2 separate regions of the Mus musculus genome follow, and region 2 is linked to region 1. A link is a loop called in an ENCODE intact Hi-C map of the cell type or tissue named here. Cell type or tissue: gastrocnemius. All regions are shown on one strand. Each heading gives the region's core, and the rest is flanking DNA. Links, peaks and the distances in the headings are about the cores only.

The links. Peaks named below come from ENCODE experiments on the same cell type or tissue, not always from the same donor. Only the 100,000 strongest peaks of a DNase experiment are listed, where the experiment ranks them.
Region 2: it touches region 1 in a loop (3-fold over the local background); 5 of 42 quality-filtered maps call a loop at or near these places.

Annotation. Positions count from the first base shown.
Region 1 is chr6:101,372,191-101,380,520 of GRCm38, reverse strand. Pdzrn3 (PDZ domain containing RING finger 3) reads left to right here and starts at 2,624. Exons shown (of 10, transcript NM_018884.2): 1 at 2,624-3,355. The coding sequence starts at 2,633. In gastrocnemius, for the core only: a CTCF peak has its summit at 3,307; DNase peaks (open chromatin) are centred at 2,805, 3,261, 4,277, 5,549 and 2 more places; H3K4me3 peaks cover 5,184 bases; H3K27ac peaks cover 5,450 bases.
Region 2 is chr6:101,323,217-101,331,546 of GRCm38, reverse strand. All of the region lies in intron 3 of Pdzrn3 (PDZ domain containing RING finger 3), which reads left to right. Among named protein-coding and RNA genes, the nearest start is that of Pdzrn3, 51 kb to the left of the region's middle. In gastrocnemius, for the core only: no CTCF peak of the experiment used is centred there; a DNase peak (open chromatin) is centred at 4,167; H3K4me3 peaks cover 1,163 bases; H3K27ac peaks cover 6,942 bases.

The DNA of each region.
Region 1 (8,330 bases), core at 147-8,146:
ATCAAAAGAAGAAGAAAAGAAAAGAAAAACTGATAATGCCCTGATTTCCACTTTTTCTTAATAGCTTTGTCTCTTGGTTCTCCTGTCCAATCCAGTGATAGAACAGCATGCATGTCCCTCCCCTCACCCTCACATTCCGGTAGGTTTATCTGGCTTGGTTTTTGCTGATTTCCAAGAATTTTAATACTAAAGTTAACTAATGGGGAGAGGCTTTCTGAAGATTTTGCCTTTGCCTGAAGGAGCAAACTGACAATAGGGGACAGTGTCTCTATAGTTTCAGCTCTGCCTCTTTCTTTACAGCCGGCCTTCATCCCCCAATCTGTCATCAGGGGCCACAGATGGGTGGAGAGACAGCTCTGAGCTGAAGTTTACATCTCAGGTAAGTGCTAATTTCCCATTTATGGTGTATTATGGAGTTTTCCCCGTGTTCCTCAAAACCAGTTTGGTTTGAAGATTATCACCTTGTTGACACTAGCTTGTCTATGAAACTGACAAGCCCACACACCTTGGTTGAAAGAAGCTGCCTCTTACCCACGGAGGGCTTAACAAATGCACCAGTGGAAGATTTTTCCCTGCTGGAGCTTATCTGAACAAAGGTCATGAATATTTCACATCACTTGGAATCCTCTAAAGAGAAATGCATTCATTGATTAAAGGCAATGAAACAAAAGTATCACGACTAGACACCAAATGCCACCCGTCAAGATTAAAGAACACCGTTGGGGGACCTCAACCATGCACTGAACAATCTGGTAGGCAACAGTTAGCAACAGTTTTGCAGTGGTCACTTCAGAACACTAATCCTTATGGACATCAAGGCAATTCTTTCCCTCCAATGAAGCAGTTCAATAGTGAAGGTCATGGGTCTTTAGCAGCCCTCTAAAGGACAGAAGTAAAAGTAATTAGACAAAATGAATGCTGTAATCCCATTTTCTTGGGTCCATACCAGACACAAAAATTCTTAGCTCTCCATTTCCAGATTCTCTAGAGAATCTGGCAGCAGATTCCGAATGAGAATTCCAGAACTTGACATTACTCTCACCAGTGTTTCTTAGGAATGTCTACAGCCTTGGGAGGTAGTAAAACAAAAACAAAAACTACCAAAGGCATGGGTAATGTTATGAACTTTCTACTTAGACTGGTATCCCACATTATGAACTTTCCACTTAGCCTGGTATCCCCCAAGTGGTGTTTCCACCCAGTGCCAGGCTTGCTACTGGGCTTGAAAAGCTTCTCTGGAGTAGAAGAGAAAGGTCCAGACGGCAAGGGTTTTTCCATCAAGCTAAAATCCAGGCTGTGTAGAGACCAGCAGCTTCTCCGTGGCTGGTAGGCTCTTTTAGCGCGGATACACACTCAAGCTCCTGGTGAACCATTGGTTCACAATCTGAAAGGACCCAAAATTCTCAAATAGCCTGTCTTTGATTCAGTTCAAAGAGCGATTCTTTGAACTGCTCCAGTGGGAAAATGGAGATAAAACAATAAGCATATAAATAAATAAATAAATAAATAAATAAATTAATTTAAGGAAAACAAAACAACAACAAAAACAAGCTGAAGGGATGTTGTTGGCAAGTTGGCTGGGGTAGGCGTTGCTACAGGGACTTGAAGTTTTAAACTCCTCCATCTCTTAAACCACCAGAGTCAAGGCTCCAGTAACGGGGCGGGGGTTGGGGGGGGGGTGGGGGCAATAGTTTTCAAGTGGAGCTAAAGTATGCTCTCGCAACATTGTAGCGCTGTTTTTTTTTTTTTTTGTTTGTTTGTTTTGTTTTTTGTTTTTTTTGTTTGTTTGTTTTGTTTTTTGTTTTTTGTTTTTTTTTTTTTAAGGGACCAGTTTAGAAACTGAGCAAAATGCTTGAGGTACTGTAGTGCCCTCTTTATAGAGGTGTAAGAATGGGATCCAGCCAACCACTCTGGCCTGTCCCATCCAGACAGCTGGAGGGGAGATCTGATTCCTGCAAATTCGCCTTCTGGTCCTGGAAACCTCTAGCTGCTAAACACTGCAGTTTGCAGATCTTCTGGTTGGGACCAAAGTTTCAGCCTGAGCGTCCAGCAGCCGCTGTAACTTTCCCCCGAGTGAAATAAATAAATAACGACCGTAAATACAGAGATAGCAGGGCCTTAGATATTTTTCACTCTAAAAGGCAGACACAGGAGAAAGAAGGAGGTGGGGAATGAAAAGTCCTGATGTGGCAGGAAACTTCTGTGGGCGAGAGCCACAGACGCAGCTCCAAACCGAGGGAGATGCTCTCTGCTGGCGTATTTTGTCTCTTAGAGAATCCTCCAAGAAAGCGGAGAGGAGACCCTAAGAGGGGGCCCATCTCCGGTCTCTGGCAGGTCTCCTTGCTTTGTGGTCAAACTCAGCCTCTTGTGCCTCGAGGCCCCCTCCCTATGGCCAAAAGAGGGTCGTGAGGCCCCAGAGGCAGGATGTTAGTGCGCTTGCGCTCGAGCCAATACGGCCGGAGGAGTCCTGTTCCTCGGGCATTTTCCGAGGAAGTCTGGAGCAATTAGGCTCAGTCCTGGGAGAGCGAGCTAGAGAGCGGGCGGCGTAGCCGGCGTGTCTGGGCCGCCTCGCAGGGAGGGAGGGAGGGGGCGGCCGGTCGCCCGGCGGCGACACCGGGCCCCGGCCGCCACCATGGGTTTCGAGTTGGATCGCTTCGACGGCGACGTGGACCCTGATCTGAAGTGCGCCTTGTGCCACAAGGTCCTGGAGGACCCGCTGACCACCCCGTGCGGCCACGTATTCTGCGCCGGCTGCGTGCTGCCCTGGGTAGTGCAGGAGGGCAGCTGCCCCGCGCGTTGTCGCGGTCGCCTATCGGCCAAGGAGCTCAACCACGTCCTGCCCCTCAAGCGTCTCATCCTCAAGTTGGACATCAAGTGCGCGCACGCGGCGCGGGGCTGCGGCCGGGTGGTCAAGTTGCAGGACTTGCCCGAGCACCTGGAGCGCTGCGACTTCGCGCCCGCGCGCTGCCGCCACGCGGGCTGCGGCCAGCTGCTGCTGCGACGCGACGTGGAGGCCCACATGCGCGACGCGTGCGACGCGCGGCCCGTGGGTCGCTGCCAGGAGGGCTGCGGGCTGCCGCTGACGCACGGCGAGCAGCGGGCGGGCGGCCACTGCTGCGCGCGGGCTCTGCGGGCGCACAACGGAGCGCTGCAGGCCCGCCTGGGCGCGCTGCACAAGGCGCTCAAGAAGGAGGCGCTGCGGGCCGGCAAGCGCGAGAAGTCGCTGGTGGCGCAGCTGGCCGCCGCGCAGCTCGAACTGCAGATGACCGCGCTGCGCTACCAGAAGAAGTTCACCGAGTACAGCGCGCGCCTCGACTCGCTCAGCCGCTGCGTGGCCGCGCCGCCAGGCGGCAAGGTAAGCAATCTCTCTTCTCTCTCCATCTCTGCCTCTCTCTCTCCCTCTCTCTCCCTTCCTCTCTCCACCCTCTTTAGCTGACCCAGAGTCCCACCCAGGTCCGTTGAATATAGGATGCCAGGGTCTTCCTGGGTGCATCTCCGGCCTCCTCTTGTTAGCAGCGCTTGCCAGCTGTATCACTCCGTGCGGGTTACTTAACTAATTCCAACTGAGAAACTGTGGTCCCAAAAGGCAGGACATATAGGGTGAATTGAAGCTACGGCAGTTTTGGGGGGCCAGAGTGTGTCTGCGAACACTAAAAGGAACTTACAACCAAGTGTAGGGTAGGAACAGAGAGCATGACTCCAGAGTCAGGGAGGTGTTGAGAGGCTTTGGCCTGCACACCAGCCTGAGACCCAGGAAGCTGCTCATCTTGGCTTAAGATCAGAGCCATGGTCTGTGTGGATGTGACACTCCATTGGGCGACCTGGAGTGTATCTGCTGCGATGCAAAGGGGGAAAGGTGGCAGCAGAGCCCTTATGGTGCAGCTTGAAAGGGATGCCAGGAGAGAGGCCCCGGTGTAAAGGCTGGATTCAAACATGCACTTTCCTGCCAACTCACTGGCTGCTGACCTTGAGCAAGTAGCTCAATCCCTCTCTAAAGTTGGAAACTATGGTTCCTAACAATTTAGAGCAGGAAAACACAGCCAGGCCCCATAGGAGAACTCATTTGGGCAGTCGAGAAAGAACCCAACGACCCACTTGCTCCAGTAACCGGAAAGTAATATTTAAGTGATAGCCTCCTTGAATTAAAACATCTCCACCTTTGGGTAACCAGCGGAGTGGCTTGTGGGTTAGGCTCCACAGGTGCCTCGGTTTACCTCGAGCCCGTCAGATGATGTTGTTTCCATCAAGGTGAGGCTGTAGAAAAACGGTCTGGCACAGTGCCAGGCTCAGAGTACCTGCAATTACCTTAAACCACTCCTGTACCATTCCCCTGCCCTTGCTGATCGGGAATTATGTCAGCCTCCCCTCCTGAGGTTCACCAGCTTCAGCGCTTCTCAGTCATTTCTCTCTCCCCTCTCCCCTCTCCCCTCTCCCCTCTCCCCTCTCCCCTCTCCCCCTCCCCCCTCCCCTCTCCCCCTCCCCATCTCCCCCTCCCCCTCTCTCCCTCTCTCCACTCCCTCTATCCCCCTCCCCTCTCCTCCCCTCCCTGTCTCTTTCTCCCCCCCCCCTCTTCCCCTTCCCTCCCCCCTCTCATAAAAAATATAGGTACAATGCTTACCATTTTGTACGTGGAGAAACTGTGGTTCCTGGAGGGACAATCGTCTGCTTAGGTCAGGGTTTTAAAGGTTCAGAGGTGGGTTTTGACCATACTTGTCTCTCTAGCATAGTGGTTTTCAACCTGTGGGTTGGGGTCTCGTATTAGATACCCAGCCCATCAGATATTTACAATTTGTAATGGTAACAAAATTATAGTTATGAAGTAGCAATAAAGTAATTTTATTTTATAGCCCAGAAACAGTTTCAACATAAGGAACTATATTAAAGGGTCACAGCATTAGGCCCTGCTCTTAACCACAATTATGCCCTGTCTCAGTTTAACCACTGGGACCTGTTATTCTCTATTTATTAAGGGCCACCAAGAGTGGTGTATGTGTGTGTGTGTGGGGGGGGGGGGTACTTTCCACTTCATCTAAATCTTATAGATGAGGGACCTGACCTGCCCAAATCCCAACAGTGGAACTCATGAGAAAAGCGTGGATTTAGGTTCTGCCTCCCGGAGAAGATAGGCTTTTACTAGACTTTGGCTCTATCTAGGCGTGGGCTGACATTTGGGGGCTTGGGAAGGCTTTGTTACTGGGAGTCTCTGTTGTCGGATACTCTGTAGCACATGTGTACTCCTCCTGGCTTCAACTTGCACCATGCCAGTCGACTTTATTCCAAATTCCAACAGTTCAAAATGTCTCCAGATATTGTCAAGTGTCCTCCAGGGAACTGCATTCCCTCACTCGAAAACCACTGGTTTGCCTGCAGGCAAGCGTGCCACATTTTCAACAGCTGGGTGCTTCTGCTGCCTGGCAAGGGGTGTGGACCCTGCTGCTGCCACTCTGGCTGCTGCTCCAGGTGGCCTGGCAGAGAGAGGGTCCCCCAGAGACTTGTGTCTGCTCTGTTCTCCCCACTTCCCCTCCCTTGCTCCTTCTTCCACGCCTGCATTCCGGGCCTGCAAGTTTCTACCCTTCACCCCCTTTCTGGCCCCTGGCCTGTCTGTCAGCTGCAGTCTCCACAGCTGGCCAGCTCTGGGCGAAGGGCAAATATTTACAGCTCGGAGGCTCACAGAGGACCGCACAGGCGCACAAGAGGCTGATGTGAGCTTGCAGTTCACCCAGACAGAGGGTTGAGCTTGCTTTTCAATCAGGCGCCAGGCTTTGGGCAAAGGCTTTCCCAAGTGTCTTTTGTTTATGCTGTCGTCTGGGCTTCCTGTGTCGTCTTAGGAGTGACGCTTATTTATAAATAAGCCATTCACTCCTTCTGAGTTCATACATCATTCACTGTTGAGATAGTTTATTATTTCTTCTTGCCTTTTTATTTTCTTTCTGGGATGTTTGAGTAAACTCTCTCTTAGAATCAAAAATATGATGCTTGAATAAAATTTGTGGATGTGTTTTGGAGCTCTGTTGGGTAAGTAGGGCAGAGAATCAGGGGTGTGAAGTTCAGGAACAAGATGTTGATTTTGAGAGACAGAAAAACTCCATCCTGAAGGTGGAGCCCTGCTCAGGACCTACAGGGACCTTTGCTCCAGGCTTGGGGACAATCAAGGATGTCCTGGTCCAAAAGCTGCCCTAGCTGGCTTCCTGGTCTTTAACCCTTACCCAGCCTCAGATGAGGTCTTAAGGAAGCTCGCTCCTCTTGTTCCCAAGTTAGCCCTCCTTGGGCTTTGCTGAGAGGGTCAGCTCTTCCTATCTATAGTCAGCTGCAACTCCTCCCATTAGGAGCTCTTTAAGGACTTGTGTATTTCGTTGGGCCAACTTTCTGTCCCTCCTAGGTTCTGTTTATTCTTTTCCAGAGGCAGAGGGATTTAAGTTGCCTGGAAACTCTCAGATACAAAACTTTTATTTCATATTTTTCTAAAACCCATTGTTTGCTTCTCCATTCTAAACTGAAGCATATAATGAAACTTGCTTCATAAATGATCTGACGTTCTTCATTTTGTCTTGATCCAGTTTTTTGACAACACCAGAGCACCCCAGATTTGACTATATTGGCCTGTGTGGCCTGCCCTGGTTGAAGTGTTTTTATTGCTTTTCCAGGCCCCTGGGGCTAGGAATCTTTGGAGAATGTGGTAAAACCCATTTATCACAGTCTCACCCACTAGCCAGTCTCAGGAACTGAGAGTTCTTGCACATGATAAGCAAGTATACTGCCACTGATATATATCAATTTTTTCCTCTGTGCAGTGTTGGTGATGGAGTCGGAGCCTTATAAATGTTGGGCGAGTCTTCAACCATTGAATTAATTTCCTACCCTTCAGATCATTGTCTAAATATTTAAAGATCAGGGATAATATTTTAAAGCTGACATCAACAGCAGTGGTCTAGGAAGATACCTCTGATTTGCCTGAGGCCACATCTCTTGGTAGAAGGCCTGACATGAGTGCCATACTTCAGTTAAAGAGACTTGCTTCCACCCTTGGTTTCCCACCCTGTCCTACCTACCCCTTTGTAAGAGCAAGGTTGAAGCCCTTGGTAACACTTCAGCATCATTGAGACACTTGAAGCCCATCCCTGTGCCCTTTGACCCTCTGCGTCCAGTCAGTCACAGAACCCTGGTTTACCTCTTAAACCTGTCTTGCACCTACCTATTTACTCTTCTCTTAGGTCATTCAGACAATCTTCTGTCTCAGGCAGAGGTTCTCAACTTCAGCACAGCCAACGTTTGCACTGGCTGACTCCTGTTGTGCCTGTGTTACTGACAAGTGGGTGTGGCCTGGGTAGCGCCATACCCTGACATCAGCACACCTTGGGGAGCAGCATTCCCTGAGCTGTGATAATCAGATCTACCTGCAGCCACTCCAGAATGAGGAACAAGACTGGCCTTTCTTTCAAACCACCCCCATCCCAGCATCATCTCCTGCCTGGACCAGCACGCGGTTCCTCCCCAAACCCTTTCATTTCACATAGTTCGTTACCTGTCACTAGCAATACCTTCTTACAAGTGTCAGTCATATCTCACTCTATTCTACTTCCTTTGCCTTGGACAGGAAAAGGCAGTCTAGCAAACTGCATCCAACTACATCCACCTGCTAGTGCTCTCCTTTCTCTTGTCTTGACTTCACTGAGTTTTGAGGGCTTTGTGGCTAAGCCTCCAGGCTCCTAACTAACTAGCCGTGGGCCTTCACACCTGCTTTTTTCTCTACCTGGGACGGTGTTTCCAATCATACTTCTCCTCAGCACTTACTCCTTTTCTACCTCTCTCCTTTTGCCCTGGGACTTCCTGTCCACCCTTAGGTTTATTCCTTAGCAAATAACTGACTTCCTATCCTTTCCATCTTGGTCCAGCATCACTACCTCCAGAAGCCAGGCTTCTCTGATATTATAGATGATATCTGGCATCCTAAGGCTCTCCCTTGTTCATAAAATTTATGCTAGTTATAACTCTCTAATTAGGAGGGTCTGTCTGGTGGAGGACTGTCTCCTCCCTGCTACAGTTCTCCCCATGTGTCGCCTACATCCTAGATGGCCACTCTTTTTTTTTTTCTCTTTTAATGTCAGGATTTATTTGTTATGATATTTTTCTCTCTAAGAGAAATATATAAAAATTCATTTTCATAGATCGTATCAGGAGGAATTTTTGTTACATATTCTAAAAATTAAAACCAATTGTATCAAAAATATCCACAGCATTTTATATATTTAAACAACAATTCACATGGCTACATAAATCCTTAATATCTTTCTACATTACTTAAATTTCTTAATTTTTGAAGCAACATTAAA
Region 2 (8,330 bases), core at 8-8,007, 49 kb after region 1:
TGAAATCTCAGTCCTCCCAGGCGTCCCATGAAAACATTAAAGTCTAGCTCATGTGGGTGGGTAGACTTCCTGAGTATGGGGACGGCACTCTGTTTTCTTGAAAGGAGGAGAGATAACTCTTCTAATGAAAGCACTTCCCAGCCTTGTGTGGGGTGATTGCCGGCCTTCCTTCTAACCTTCCTTCCTTCTTTCCTTGTTTTGCTTTTGTTTGGTTTTATTTTTAACTTTGGGGACAGGTTCTTCCGGAGCCCAGGTTGACCTTGCTGCTCTTACCTTTCTGGAGTATCCAGGTCACAGGCATGTTCCACCACACCCAGTTCTAGAAGTTTCTGGGCATACAGTACATGTTTGCCAGCCCTTTACCAACCAAGCTATCTGCCGTCCCTGCTGTGATCATTTCTGTTGGTATCTTAGTCAGGGTTTCTATTCCTGCACAAACATCATGACCAAGAAGCAAGTTGGGGAGGAAAGGGTTTATTCGGCTTACACTTCCATACTGCTGTTCATCACCAAAGGAAGTCAGGACTGGAACTCAAGCAGGTCAGGGAGCAGGAGCTGATGCAGAGGCCATGGAGGGATGTTCTTTACTGGCTTGCTTCCCCTGGCTTGCTCAACCTGCTCTCTTATAGAACCTAAGACTGCCAGCCCAGAGATGGCACCACCCACAAGGGGCCTTTCCCCCCTTGATCACTAATTGAGAAAATGCCCCACAGCTGGATCTCATGGAGGCACTTCCCCAACTGAAGCTCCTTTCTCTGTGATAACCCCAGCCTGTGTCAAGTTGACACACAAAACCAGCCAGTACAGTATCCAATGTGTTGTCATTTGTTGACAGTTCTTCTGGTCACCACTGTCCCGTTCCTGGCGGTGACTCGTATATGCTGGGAAACAAGACACATCCGACTGTGGCTGAGTTACACACACTTTGACAGCAGGAATGTATGCTGTGATTTATGGGGGTGGTTCATACAGAGAGCAGAGATAGCTTCCTTTGCTGGTCCCCATGTGAGCTTCTGAGGCCTAGAGAGGAGTGATGTGCTATCAGAAACCACTGATGGGTCTTTATGTCGCAATGAATTGAACCAAAGCTTCTCCTTTCCCTTCTGTGAACCTTCTGGGGTGGACTTGAATCAAGCATGGAGCTGGGTTCCCACATGGCTGAGTCTCCAGCTAGCCGTTTAACCATGGGAACTTTATCAGAGCTTCCTAGAGACAATAAGCTCATTAGTTTATGGCATGGGAAGGAAGAACTCTGGACAGATAGCTCTGATTTTTTTTTTAAACTATTGAGTTTGAGAAGAGAATGACTTTGAATACCCAAACACTAGCTTTTCTTTCAGGCTTGCTTATGTGATGCAGAAGGCAGATGCTAAGTGATTCCTAAGAACCTTCCTGTGACTCACTCATATAGCCTCAACTCTCATTCACTTTCTGGAAGCCATCAATCATGCTGTCCTTTGTTTCGGTGAAGTACAAATTTACCTGGGGGCATGTTTGCTAAATATAACCCCAGTCTTCTAGTCTTCACCCTGCCCTGTCCCAACTTGGGACCATCAATGGAGGAAGGGGGTGGGGGAATACACCCTCCTGTCTTCTCAGAGTGGGAGTCAGGGCAGTGGGGTGCTAAACTCCCAAGACACTTTTCTCTTTGGTCTGAGAAGCCACCAAAGGGAAGGGTTCACTCCTGGAGCAGGGTGTGCAGGCTGCAAGGGGCAGATGAAGGCTAAGGGAGATGTCGGGAGGCTTTCCCTCTGCCTGCAGGCCCCTCACACGGGTAACTGCTCCTTTGATTGAAAAGGTATGTGACCCTCCAGAGCTGACTTCAACCAAATGGCATGGGCCTTTGAAAAATGTACTTTAGCACAGCCTCTGTAGAATGTGTTGACTTAAGGATTTCGCTCTCACTTAGAAGTGAGAATGTGACTCTAGGGGCTGCCCCCTCGCTAGAGACGTTTGCTCCGAAAGTATCCTCTGCTAATATGTTCAGGGATTTATAACAAAAACAGGGTCATTCTTAAATAAAAGGACATTGACATAAAAAGCAGTAAGGGCCGATGCTATCTGTTTATGAAGATAAGAGCTTCTTACAAAGGCAAGATTTATGGTGGGAATGCAGCATAGAGGGCTGGCGGCGGGTGATGAATCACCTTTCCCACCCCTGGCAATTGAGGAGAAGGGGGTTCAAAGACCACTTAAAAACAGGAAAAATCAGAGGCCTTCCAGAGGCATGTAGTATATGGGCACCAGTATGGTACTTTTGCAGTTGGACTAAAGGTTATGTAAACTTGCTCTCAAACTTTCTCTCGTTCAGCCATACACCCCCACCCCTGTGTTGTTGTTGTTGTTGTTGTTGTCGTCGTCCTAGAATGCATCACTTTTTAACATCATTTTGAAGAGATCAGAAAGCTAGCTCTTATCATTGCTACCACAGATACCTTCTTACTGAAGATCCGTTCCTTTCCAATGGAGCCCAGGACCTGAGCAACTACCCAGTTATCTAATGTAAAGTTAGAAATAATTGTCTTTCAAGCCCATACATTGTGACCCGCGGTGGGCGGTGGGGGGTAGGGTGGCGGTAGGGGTGCCCCTGTGATGATTGTGTGGCATATTTGATGATTGTCTTGACAGATTTCTATCCTAACATTCACCAACTCCCGTCCTGACCGTGAGCTCTGTGAGCTGGCCGGTTTTGTTAGTTCATTTGGTCTTTTTTATCTTATTCATTTGCCCCCACATTTAGTCATTTCTGCATTTAAGAGATACTAGAAGCCTTCTGGGCACCAGCCATTGTCTAAGATGCCAGCATGCAGAGAGGAGAACAGAGCTCTGACGTCATTCATACCATTTACATTAGGTAGGGGAGATCAGGCATTGAGCCAAGCCACACGTGTGTCCTCAGAGCAAGTCATTAGAAAGAGAGCGGGGGGGGGGGGGGTTGGGGGGAGGGAAGGAAGACTACAGTGGCAACATCTTCTCAGCCACTGTCAAGAGTCTGTCAAGAATCTTTGACCTCTGCCCTTCTCTGCCTCTTACCTTTAACCCTGCATACAGCTCCAGGGTGGGGTAGGTTAGGATGGGTCAGGGTAGACAAGACTGCCATCCCCATTTACAGATGTGGAAAGCAAGGCAGGGTCTTTAAGAGATAGCCAAGCTGACACCACAGGTGAATTTCTAGTTATCCAAAGCCCCTTCCTTGAACCCCTGGGAGTGTTTGTCTCTTTTGTACTGTTAATTCATTCAGCCAGGCTCCTGCCCTAGGCCAGGTAAAGTCTTGTGTCTGTGGGCTTTAGAGCTCCAAGGTACTCTGCTAATTCAGCACTAGGGAGGGAGAGAAACCTGAGTTCAGGTTCTGCCTGAAGACTCCAGACTGATAAGGATGGTACCCAGGGTTACCTGGCCACAGGGCTCAGCAGTCCAGCATCCCTAAAGTATCTTGGTGGGCATTGCTCTCTGTCCCAGTTGTGGGAATGGAGAATTTTCTTCTTGGCTAGTGATTTGTATATAATAGCTGAGCAAACATCACGCATCAGGAGCCTGTGCTATAAAAAGAGTACGGCACAAACAGGGTTTGGTGGTCAGCCAGAAAATTCCAAACTGTCTTGCTGCCTCCTGCTAGGGTGGGTATCAGATGAGTCTCCCTGGTGTCCTCAGCTTGCCGCTGGTTGGCCTCCCTTGAGGATCCAGTCACAAGGTCATGGTGGAGAGTGATTCTGCTTAACTTGGCATTAGCAGTATACATTCTCACAGTTCTGAGTGTGCCGTTCTGCGTAGGTATGGAAGTACAGCTCACTGGAGCTCCATGGATCTCAAAGACTGTGCGAATCTTCACCCAAAACTGGCTGCAATGTTTCTCATTCTGAGATACAGCATGAAACACAAGACAGCAGCGAGTATCTATTTTTGGAGCAACTAAGTCTTCTTAACAGGAAAACTAATGATTAAGTCACTTGCTGTTCATAGAACTTTGAACCTTGAATTGAAAGAGAAAGGGGCTTCTCCTGTCTGCCATCATCATGACCAGATCCATGGAGGTGGACACGTTACCAATCTGATCTGCATCTTGCCCCAGATAGTGACACTATGATGGCTAACATCTTTGGTTCCAGGGCCAGTCTTTCTTTCCTGTGATTCATTCCAGGCCGCCTCATCTCAAAGACTCTGGACTGTGAATGCCAGCTGGCAGGTGCCCCATCTCATTCCATGTAGAAAATTAAGACTTCAGCCCTCACTTTTCTCCGGTTGGCATAGGTCACTTTTTATTTTTATGGACTTATTTGGGTTTTCATTTGTTGAGTCCCATTTAATTGTATTCTGTGTGTCCCCTGAAGACATTTATTGTTTCTTTTTCTTGCTGGTGACACTCCAGGGTGATAAGTTAAGAGGATTTACTTTAGCTCACAGTCAAGCAAGCTGAAGGTTGAGGGAGCTTATGTCTTGATGTCCTTTTTCTTAGTAGAGTCCCGAAGGTGACACAGGGCATCACAGGAGACAGGTTATGCATCTGTATACATGCTTGCAAATTTTATGTGCTCTCTCTCTCTCTCTCTCTCTCTCTCTCTCTCTCTCTCTCTCTCTCTCTCTCTCCTGTGTCATTCATTCAAAGACAGAGGTAGGTTCCATGCTGATGGTGCTATTGGGTCCTAATCAACTCTCCAAGATGATTGTTTAGTTGTTAAATCACCCTTTAGACACCATAGTTGAATATGGTTCACCTCGGTACTCAACTATGAGTACCAAGAGAAGGGCATGTCTAGTTTACCATGGGATTCCTTGGGTGATGTTCTGGTTACAGCCAGATGAGAGCAGAGCATGAATGTGTTCCCTGAAGCCAAGAGTGCTTCCTCTGCCTTCTCTCTGCCTGGACCTCAGCTCCTGTCTTACCACAAACGGAGACATGGATCACACCATGGGCTCAGCTTAATCCTTATGGAAACAAGAGAGCAGCTGAAGTCCTCAAGGTCAAGCTATCCACTGAATACCTGTGTTCAAAGGCAGGCAGCACAGCCAGGGAAGGCTTTGAGCTGTGAGAGTTGTACCCAAACACATTGTCATACCCAAGCCAGGTTTATGCCTCACCATGTGCAGACGTCTGCGAATAATGTTTAGCAGATGCCTTAGACTAGCTCTGGGGACTTTTCTGTCTCTGGTGGACTTTGAATTAGAAGCAGTTCCAATGCCTGTCCTCCTCAAGTGGAATCGATAAAATCTGTTAATCATCAGTTTTGCTGTAAACCTTGAGAAACTTTTAAACTTTGGGAAGGCAGGCCTTGGATTTGAACTTTCTAATAATTAGACATGGCATTTATATACAGATCCTTTTTTTAGTTGCTAATTTTTAAATCTTTATTGTATCCATATAGACTTTGAGAGTCCTGTCTGTAAATCCCATTCCATCAGACTGCAGTCTGACACCTGTGAGGAAGTATCCAGGTGAGCTGTGAAAAGCTGCTTTCTAGGTGACAGATGTCCACATTCTTCAAAGCCCCACATTCTTAATCTTGTTCCTTGGTTAACCAGAAAAATCCAGTTCTAGGTGACCTTTGTACAAGCCATGTCTAATAAGCAACTGGAGTTTTTTTTTCTTTTATTTTCCCACTGGTCCAATTATATTAGTTATTTTCAGCTACAAGTGAAAGATTTAGATCCAGACAGCTTATTCATGCTATCTTGGGCACAAGGACTAACTCACTCCCAGGACAGGGAATTGAATGCGTCAATGCTTTCACCAAGGATCTGTGGTCTTTGTCGTCATGGTTAGCCTGTGAGAATGTCTCGCAGCCACAATATGGTTCAAGCATTCCACCTAGACACAGAAAAGGGATCTTTTCTGTTATCTCCAACAAGGCAACATTTCCTAAACTGTATAAATATAAAGGAAACATTTGCTTTTAAAAGAAGCCCTAGGTGGTTTGTGGGCCAGAACATGTCATAACTGTGCCCATTATTTTCTGTGATTAGGTTGAGGCAATTGGGCTTTATTCCCTGACTCTGATGGTGAATAAGATATGGTTTGGAATGGAGAAATGGGTCAGCAGTTAAAAGCAGTAATGCTATTCCACATGCTCCAGATTTAGTACCTAGCACCCATGTCACAACTCAAAAGCTAGCTGCAACTCCATTTTAGGGAATCCAAGGCCTACTTCTGGCTTCCTCAAGCATCAGACAGATATGTGGTGATATCTGCATATATATAGGCAAACACTCATACACAAAAATTAAAATATAAAACATATAGATAATATATATGAACTAATGCATTATTAATAGAACAAGTTAACATAATTATTTAATTTATTTACATGTGGTTTGTAACATCAAAGATAAGGAGAGAAACAAGGAACAATTGGCCATTGTTCCTGGATTTATCCCTCTGGGATCTCCCATCATGTCAGTGACATTTTGCCTATAGATAATGAGTGTTTTCTAAGATTGTGACATGCTGATGGTTCTTTTGAGGGAGAGTACCCACCATAAACACAGATCCTGCCCCCACTCCCACCCCCACTCCCAGGACCTCTATGGACAAGGCCACTGCTTCAATATTTTCTCTATAATGGGAGGGATGTTGGCACAGAAGGCATGAGCACATTTTGATATAGCTATGAAATTGCATTTTAATCCAACAGTCTAGACACAAGTCTATTGATGAGTTGAGGGTATCTGCATCTCTGTTACTGGAAGTGTCATTGTACAAACCAGAAAAATGAATTGGTTTGAATAAGTCTAGCTATAAAGGTGCAAAACCAAGCCACCCCTCTGAGTCTCTTACAGCTAAAGTCTGGCATATAGCCTAAAATCATCAAGCCATCACCCACCCTATCTGGAGACAGCTGTCTTGACTCATATCTTCTTCTCTTTTCCCCTAATTGCCTTAATATCTAATTATTGATTGTTTTCAATGTTAGGCTTTCTTCTTTCTCTCTTTCTTTCTTCCTTCCTTCCTTCCTTCCTTTCTTTCTTTCTTTCTTTCTTTCTTTCTTTCTTTCTTTCTTTCTTTCTCCCTTCCTTCCTTCCTTCCTTCCTTCCTTTCTTTCTTTCTTTCTTTCTTTCTTTCTTTCTTTCTTTCTTTCTTTCTCCCTTCCTTCCTTCCTTCCTTTCTTTCTTTCTTTCTTTCTTTCTTTCTTTCTTTCTTTCTTTCTTTCTTTCTCTCTCCCTTCCTTCCTTCCTTCCTTTCTTTCTTTCTTTCTTTCTTTCTTTCTTTCTTTCTTTCTTTCTTTCTCCCTTCCTTCCTTCCTTCCTTCCTTCCTTCCTTCCTTCCTTCCTTTCTTTCTTTTTTTTTTTTCTTTTACCATAACTCCAGTCAGAGGCTGAGGCAGGTTTAATTTTTTTCCCCAATCTGCTTTTATACCATTCTAATTACATACAAGTATTAAGGTCAGTTCTAGGTTGAGGGATGAGCAAAAGCACAGGCTGTATTGGTCCTTTTCCTGCACACTGGATACCTCTTCTCAAAGGATTAGCCTCAGGAAGAGACTGGAGGAAGAAGACAGCCCGAGCCTTTCTGAGAACAGGGAAGGTTCCCTTGGAAGTGCAGGTTCAGCAGAGTGGGCTTGGAAACTGGTAGGGTTTCTCCAGCCTGCATGTGTGGGGAAGGTTCTCATTGGTCTGCTGGTCCATTGACCTTTTTCTTGGAGACATAGTATAAAAATATTAACCTTAGGTTTAGCCAACTTCCTCTCTTCTCACATTGGCCATGTAGACCTTGAAGGATTCCAGAACTTGTCAATTTTTGTATCTACCAAAATCCATGGAAGACAGCCTGTTCATGACAGTGTAGATTGCCCATAATGATTCCAGCAGGACCGATAAGCACCTGAGTGGCTTCAGGTCCTGAACCTAGTCTCTGCAACCAAGTTACCTGGACTGCCCACTCTCTACCTTCCCATCTACTCCCACCCGATTGCTATTCTTCTCCAGCCCCTGTGCCCTCCTCTGTAAAAGTGAGCTAATAATTAGAGTGCATAGGATGAGTCCATTGAAAACCCCCACAGAAGTCGCTTCTGTGAAGAACCTGATGGTCAACAACATTACCACGATGTCTATACATAGGCAGAACATTTAGACATTGGCAAAATCTAGTATCTGGCACAGGGAACTTGCAAAACCCCACAGTAGGCACACATGGCTTGATGTGTATGGCAGTTGTGTGAAATGGGAGGTATGATGCTAAACGTAGGCAGTTAGGTCTAGGAAGTGGGCAGCTCCTTTAGCATAAATAGAAGATTTTAATTTGGATGATGATGGTTTCTGATTTGTCTAGTTCATTCAAACTTTTTTTTTTTAGTAGAAAATGGAATATGGCTAGTTCTGTCTATGGGTTAAGTAAATTC